Linked DNA regions of Mus musculus: region 1 is linked to region 2. A link is a loop called in an ENCODE intact Hi-C map of the cell type or tissue named here. Cell type or tissue: left cerebral cortex. All regions are shown on one strand.

Region 1 (4,000 bases), 68 kb before region 2:
TGCTTCCTTACTGTGGTCCCACATCAGGTGTGTGATGCCAGGCAGATGATACTGCTTCGAGCCTTAGTTTCTTGTTTTGCAAACAGAAGTGACAGCTTTACGAGAAAGGCAGTTGTGAGCTTGGAGGAAGAGCTTTGAAAATCGAGCCAGCCAACAAGGCTGGCTGGTTCTTCCCCCATTTACACTTGTACTTCCTCCTCCAAGGGTTTGGAGATCTCAGTCCTCAACCTTCTGGGTCTAAAACACCCGGCGGATGCTGGTGGATGCTTGGCGCCAAGTCCTGTCTCCAGCTGCAGCAGCTCCTGGCTCTAAGTCCCTGCTAGGAAGCAAATGTTCTAGATTCTGCTGAGGTCGCTTCCTCTGGTTGGTCTTGTGACTTTGAGCTTGCTGCTGGATAGCCCTGGGCCTCTCTTCTACCATCTGTGAGAGTGTGAGTTGACCTCTGCACAATGAGGTGGACGCCCATTTTTCCAGCCTGTTCTTATTTCCCAGAAAGGACACGTGGTTCTTCAATTGTACAAGTATTGTACATCTTTCTCAAGAAAAAGAGAAACAAGAAAAGAAGAACGATTCCCAATAATATGACCTAGAAACGCTGCATAAGTTATGAACATGTTTATTCCACAACTTGGAAATAATCATTGCAAACATTGGTCTGTAAGTTTCCTGTGTTGGGGGTGGGTGTGTGTTGTTGAGGTCTCACACAGTCCACACTAGCCTCAAGCTATATGGTCACTAGCTCTACGGCTGAGCATGTCTTGAACTCCTGATCCTGCTATGCCTCCTGAGTGCTGGGATTCCAGCTCGCTTTGACACCTTCTTCCTCCCTTCTCTGACTGAGTCTGGCTGTGCAGCTCAGGCTGGCTTTGGACAATGGAGCTCTTCTACCTCCTGAGTGCTAGGATTTGGGCAGACCCCACCCTACCCCACCCAACCTTGTTTTGACCTATCTGCTAGGCAGAGGATCTATCTTTAACAATGAGTCATACTGAAGAGAAAACCTTTCCCACTTAGCATCCTGTAGATGCCTGTTTCCTTTGTGAAAGACCAAATCTCCCTAACTCCCTGATTTCGTCAAGCCCCTCCTCCCCCGCCCTCCCGAACCCTGCCCTAGGATCTAATCTGTGGGACTGAGATTCCAGGGTCCCTGTTTGAGCTCTCTTCTACGGCTTGACAGATTTTGTCTAAATGTAGATGTGCTTGGCTCACATCTGGACCAGGAACCCTTGCTCCAGAAACTTTTGACCTTCTTTTACTTTGTCTGTGAATGGCACTGAAAATTTTCACTCCATCCACTTAGCCCTCATTCATCCATCCACTCACTCACCCATCCATCCATCTGGCCCCCCATCATCCATCTATCCAGCCAGCCAGCCACTTACCCATCCATCCACCTATACCGCCATCCAACCATCCACTCACTCACCCACTTACACACCCACTTATCCATCCATCTAATACCCCCCCCCCACCATCACCACACACACACACATCCATCCCATAATTAACCGCTGCAATTTCCTTGACTACTTTCTGATTTCCTTCCAGGGAGCGGAAAGTTGAATTAAGTGATTCTCTTTTGGGAGCTGGGGCTAGACTTTATATATATATTCCCACCATCGCGGTGCAGATGATATTAAGTCTCCTCTTCTAGACATCAAGGCCTCGCCCTCCTCGCCCACTTGGAGAGAAGCGGGGGAGGGAGAGCATGGACGGTCCGGCATCGGGACCCAGGGGGCACAACGACCTGCCCCAAGTCTGGAGGACCTAGAAGCCTAAGCAGGAAAACCCTTCCCCGAGGCGGGCGGAGGCGTGCGCGGCACCGCCCCCGGGGCGGGCTCAGTGCGTGGCAGCGCCCGCCGGCCCCGTCGCGAAGTTTCCAGTTCAGCTTCTGTCTCAGTGCCGGCGGGTTGTTCCCGAGACTCCGCTATGCGGTCCCTGCTGCTCCTGGCCCCGTTGGCCTGGCTTCTTCTGGTCCAGGCGAAGGATGACGCCAAGCTAGAGGGTGAGGACGCGGCGGCGGAGCTGTGCCTGGCCGTCTGTCTCGCCGAGGACCGGGGTGTCCAGGCGACCTGGGCTGGAAGGGGGGGAGCCGGGGAGCTGGGTTGCGGTCATCTGTCCACTTGCCCGCGGGTGACTCCGGTAGATCACTTCCTCTCATGGGGTCGGGATTCCTAGGTTTGTGCTGCGGGCAGAGGAGGGGACAGCCGAAGTACACTCTCCCCTTGCGCGCCCCCTACCCTCATTTGGCGCTCAGAGGAGTCCATGATCACAATTCCCATAATAAGTAGCAAGACTCCCGTTTATCGTACACGATCTGCTGCAGCCTGGCCTCACTAGTTAAGCACCAGTTAAATACGTTTGCTGGAAGTGTTTTCTTATGTTAACCCCGTTTTCCAGCTTTACAAACTGAGGCTCCAAATCAGCCGCATTCTCCAGGGCATCCTGTTTTCTTCCACCCATGTTGCTGGAGACATGGGAGTTGGCCTGAACATGGTGGGTGGTAGGAATGTGGAGGGCTCCGGTGGGTGAGCCCTGTTGGTAAGAGCACTTGCCTAGCTCGCATGCAGCCCAGGGTTTGGTCCCCAGCGCTGCATAAACTAAACATAGTTGTGCATGCTTATAACCCCAGTACTCAGGGAGGTTGAAGCAGGGTTATCAGAAGTCCAAGGTCATCCTCAACTACACGAAGGGTTAAAGTCAGTCTAGACTACATGAGACCCTGACCAAAAAGGAAAGAAAGGAAGAAAAAAAAAAAAAAAAAAAAAAGGAAAGGAAAAGAACCTGGCTTTGAAACCCATGTGCTGGGAGCCACAGGTTTTTGCATGCCTGCTCCGTCTTCCATCTGTGCTCAGTTATACATAGGGTCACACGCCTTTCGCGTTGGTGATGCACAGTTTTTGAGAAGCTTGGTATTTTAGACTCCAACACAGAGTGGCAAGACCTCATTTCTAGAGATCACAAGAGATTCCTCAAATAAGACCAGCCCCTGAGTCCCCTTAAAGTCAAGGCTCTGGGCATTTTCTCTCCAAGCTCAGAGCAGCTAGGTTTGTTGTTGTTGTTGTTTTGGGGTTTTTTTGTTTGTTTGTTTGTTTTGGTAGGGTCTAATCTAGCATCAAAGGAAGATAGATAAGAGACTCTGATAAGTCCCGACTACAGAGTTGGTAATGTGTGCAAAGGCCCACCTAGTGGCAGGAACCTGGAGCCCAGTGGCAGCCATTTTTTCTCCATTTCACTTTCTCCTGCTTCTGCTGATGCGTGCTCGGATACTCCAGACCATCCCAGTTCCAAGAGCCTCAGTTGCCCTCTAGGAAGCCCAGAACTCAGCTCCCGCTCTGTGCCAAGAATGGAGGCGTCACCGGCAGACACTGTGTTCCACACTTCAGACACTCATTTGGGTCTTCACATTAATCTCTGAAAGGGGGCTCCTTCATCCATGGTTCCTATGGTGGAGTTCAGGAAGGCTAAATTCCTTGCTGAGCCAACTGTTCGTAACACTCTGCTCTTCCACCATGCCTCTTTCATCTCTGCTGACTGGGGTCATAGTTTGTCCATCTGGGGACATCATTACTGGACTTTGGGCAGCAGGAGGGGAAGGCTGAGCTTTCAGGTGGCCAGGCCCATGTGGCCCTGGTGGCTGTTGAGGTTGGGTGGGGGTGGGGCGAGGGGGTAGGGTGGGGGTGCTATCCTGGTGGAACCCATACCTCCTGTTGATACTTTGTGGGTGGCCCAGAGCTCTGATGGGCTTGATGGTGGACTGGAGAGGGTACCTGCATGGGTGGAGACTGGAGAAGCCCCAGTGGTTCTGGATTCTATCTCCAGTCAGCTGTTCTACCATGCTGGGTGCTGTAGTGGATCAGGGGTATGAACGTGGCTGGGTGTGGTGGTGGATGCGCACCTTTGACCCCAGAACTCGGGAAGCAGGGGCAGGGGCAGGGGCATCTCTATGAGTTTGATGCTAGCCTGGTCTACAGAGTGAATTCCTGGACAGCCAAGGCAC
Region 2 (4,000 bases):
TGTGGCGCATCAGGGGTATCATAGGAAGGTAACCCACCTCTGGCTCTAAAATCTATGTTGAAAGAAAGCAAAAAATCATCTCTGTCCTCTGTCTCCACTGCGGGGGGGGGGGGGGGCTCCTCCTGATTTTAAGCTCTTTAACTGTTGCTTTGATGTTTCCAGGGAGAGAGAGAGAGAACCCCCACAGAGCCTACAGAAGTCAAGCCAGCTGCTGTTGGCTTTAAACTTAATTCTATTAGATCATGCAACTGAGCAGCCACGCTCCCCACTGTTATGTCCTTTATACAGAGGAGGCTAAATACAAAGCTCTTCCAAGTCTCTCTAGTTTCCCGGACAAAAGTTATCCTCATAGCTCTCGTGATGGGTACATCTTCCGGGCCCCTCCACTGTGGACAAGTAGCTTTTACACAAAGCCACTCTATCATTCCAAGTTCCCTAAGCCTTTCAATCCCATCCTCAATAGAATACCACTCCAGGGTGTCAGGCGACTGCAGCTCTCTTGTAGTAGGCCATCTCTGGACCCATGCTTCAGCCAACCAATCAAACAAACTCTTCACACCATTATCTTCAACAGTGCGGGCTATGACATTAAACTCACTATCAAGGCTCAAAGGACCTAAACTGAGAAATTCAATCTGATCCAGTATTGTGAGCCTCCCACCATTATCCCACACCCTTAAAATCCATTTCCTAGCATGTTCCTTTGCCTTTTGGCGATTTGAGTGAGCAAGTGAATTGAGTTCATGATTAGTATGGCGGTGTTTCTGACTTGTAAGGTCAGACAGAGACTTGGGTCTGGTGACAGGTTCAGAAGTAACTAAGGATGTTGAAGACTGGATCTGAGGGGCATCTGCTTTGTCCTGCTGGGTGCGTTCTTTAGACAAGGCATAACCACTTTCCTCAGACAAGGATGGAGAGGCCAAGACAGTGGGCAACTCAGCTTCCTCAGACCCTTCAGAATCTATGTCCTCCCACACATCTCCATCCCAGGTTACCGGATCCCATTCTTTACCAATCAGTGCCCTCACCTTATCTGCAGACACTTTCCGGGCAGGCTGACACATGACCTGGGATTGCACATCAGCTAACCTCACAATGAGGGCTTCAGTCTGTTTTTCCCCAACTTCAATCCTGTGGCGGTAGGAAAGAAGAGTCTCCCCCAGGACACACTTAGAAGCCTTTAGATCATTTATGTGCATTCGGAGCTGGGAAATTTCATCTCTGAATTGGTCCCTTTCCTTTGTTACTTTATCCAGAAATGCCAGAAGCAGCTCGCCAACTGCGTCATAGTCCCTAATCTTGCAGAAATGTTCAAAAGTATGGTACACAGAGTCATTAAGTTCCTTACCGCTCGAAAAGGATGAATCGGGGAGATCGGCCACATTTATCTTCTGCAGCAGCTCACGCCATGGGTTAACAGTGTCATTATCCGGAGAGTCATTATCCGGAGAGTCCTCGGCAAGTTCAGGTTTGAAGAGCCAGCTCGAGAAACCAGCAAGCGCACGTGGGAAATTCATCTTCAGACTTTTGTTTCCCTAGAACTCGGCTACTGCGTCCTACAAGCCTCGGATCCAAATTCCAGTTCGTCCCTGGCAAAAGCACTCTGGGGAGTTGCTAGTGTGGGGTCCGCGTGAAAAGGTCAAAGTTGCCGGAGTCTCTAGCCCCACCTATCCACTGCCATTAGAGACTTTACATCCGGAAATTGCGTAACCGAGTACTACTGACCAACCAGAGCCTGTCCTCAATTTGAATTGGTAGAATTAGCATTAACAGTTAACCAATCAGCAATGAGGTCCCATTAGCCCCTCCTTTCCATATTGAAACTGCCGCTTCCGGATGCGAAGAAACAAATATAAGGCGTCCTGGCACTGTCAATTGGCCGAGCAGGACAGCGGCGGAGGCCCCGCCCCAGCCTTAGCCAATTAGGACAACCACTGGAGGTTCCGCCCCTGCTGGAGGCGGATTCCCCGGCTGCTGGGAATCTGGGCTTTCGGGCGGAGAGCGTTGGCGTCCTTTTATCCATGGCAGCCGCTGATCTCGGGACCACAGAGGCGTGCCTTCGTCCCGCTAGACCGGTAGAGAAGGGGCAAGCGCCTAGGCCCCGGTGTGCACCCTGCCTGAGTGCGCGTGAGTGAGATGCTGGGGTCTTCTCTGCTCGCCCCCTGCAGCCTGCTCCGAAACCCAAGTCTCCAGGGGCCTGTAGGGTGGCAGGGCTGGGAAGGATAGGGGGGTCTGATTCGGCTGGAGGAGTCTGGGCTGGGGTTGTAAGAGAAGTGGGAAGTGCTTCTTTATATTGCAGACATCTCTTCCAGAAGCAAAAGAAAGTGTCTGGAGAGACGGCTCAGTGCTCTTAACCACTGAGTTCAATTCCCAGCAACCACATGGTGGCTCACAACCATCAGTAATGGAATCCTACGCCTTCTTCTGGTGTGTCCGAACAAATAAATAAATCTTTGAGAAAGAGAGAGAGAGAGAGAGAGAGAGAGAGAGAGAGCCCCTGAGTATAATTTTTGAGGACCAAAGCTGGCCGGAGAAGGGGTGGGGGTGGGGTTTGTGTCCCAGTCAGGGCCATGCTTTCCTCCGTGCAGACCCTTCATAGGGAGTCATGTGTCAACAAAGGTTTATTTGCCCCAGAGCACAGCCAACAGAACAGAGAAACGATTCCACCCAAGTGTGGCTGGGTGAACCAAGGAGTGTACGTATTGGGGTCATGACCCAAAGGCAGCTACATCACTGACAGTCCCACCGAGCACGGGTTCTGATCCACCCCCGCGCAGCTTTCAGGCAGCTCCATCTGAGAATGCTCTCCCCTGGACATAGTTTAAATCAACCTTGTGGAGGGAGCTCTAGGAATTTGCAGCCTTCTGAAGAGATTCTCTCCTCCCACCATCAGGGAGAAGTTTGAAAGTCAGGGGAAGTAGCCACTGCACAACAAGCAGGAACCTACATTTTGGTTCAAACCCTGCTTTTGACATTTAGTAGCTGTGTGACCTTGGGATATACATGCAAATTAAAGAAAGGAAGAAAGAAAGAAAGAAAAGCAAAGAAATGAATTGACCAGGAGAAGACTTGTGGCAGAGAAAAAGGCTTAATGCTTCCAGTTCTGGGTTCAGTGCCAGCTCCAGATAGTATGAGACCCCGACTTAGAGCGTTTCTCCCTGGAAGGTAAAGCCCCTAGACGTTCCCCAAGCTTGTTTTCCCTGATCTCTAAAAATGCAGCCAGAAAAAAGCTCTTTGTTCTCTATAGCCAGCAAAAAGCCTTTTTGTTTCTATACTTTACAACCAGAGATGCCTACCTTCCTGTGCCAATGACACGGAGATAAAAATTCAGAAAGAACTCACTCCCCACTCCTGCCTTGTAAATTTCACCAAGGACACCCGGAAGAGAACTCCTCCCAACTCTTCCTAACTCCTCCCAACTCTCCTCCCAACTCCTCCCAACTCTTCCTAACTCCTCCTAACTCTTCCTAACTCCTCCCAACTCTCCTCCCAACTCCTCCCAACTCTTCCTAACTCCTCCCAACTCTCCTCCCAACTCTTCCTAACTCCTATCAACTCTCCTCCCAACTCCTCCCAATTCCTCAGCTAGCTGTTAAAAGCCCCCTAACTGTCACCACTCAGGGTCGAACTCCCCTGCCCTGCACAATAGCACAAGTCATTAAGCTTTAAATTAGCATGCTGCACTAGTCTTTTCTATATGATAAAGGAGTCAGATTAATATTAAAAATAAGTTCTTATATGTGTGGGTATAGGGCAAGCACATGCCCTGACCCATGAATGTATGGAGGTAAGAAGACAATTCATGAGAGTCAGTTCTCTCTACTCTGTAGGCCCTGGGAATTGAACTCAGATCGTCAAGCTTGGCAGCAAGCACCTTTATCTATTGAGACGTCTCACAGGCCCCAGGAATTAGATTACATAGGGAAGGCCCAGTGGGAGTTGTCGTCTCTTGGCAGGCAAGGAAGCAGAGAGGATAATAAGTAAACAGGGTGAGGCTGCA

Evidence for each region. A loop is a pair of places that touch in the nucleus more often than their neighbours do. Peaks named below come from ENCODE experiments on the same cell type or tissue, not always from the same donor. Only the 100,000 strongest peaks of a DNase experiment are listed, where the experiment ranks them.
Region 1: it touches region 2 in a loop (2.7-fold over the local background); 5 of 42 quality-filtered maps call a loop at or near these places.

The regions. Positions count from the first base shown.
Region 1 is chr4:147,934,607-147,938,606 of GRCm38, reverse strand. Plod1 (procollagen-lysine, 2-oxoglutarate 5-dioxygenase 1) reads left to right here and starts at 1,831. Exons shown (of 19, transcript NM_011122.3): 1 at 1,831-2,005. The coding sequence starts at 1,930. In left cerebral cortex, no CTCF peak of the experiment used is centred here; DNase peaks (open chromatin) are centred at 285 and 1,842; H3K4me3 peaks cover 1,095 bases; H3K27ac peaks cover 1,236 bases.
Region 2 is chr4:147,866,496-147,870,495 of GRCm38, reverse strand. Miip (migration and invasion inhibitory protein) reads left to right here and starts at 1,777. Exons shown (of 10, transcript NM_001025365.2): 1 at 1,777-2,127. Fv1 (Friend virus susceptibility 1) reads right to left here and starts at 1,517. Exons shown (of 1, transcript NM_010244.3): 1 at 138-1,517. The coding sequence starts at 1,517. The coding sequence ends at 138. In left cerebral cortex, a CTCF peak has its summit at 1,931; DNase peaks (open chromatin) are centred at 937 and 1,838; H3K4me3 peaks cover 2,392 bases; H3K27ac peaks cover 952 bases.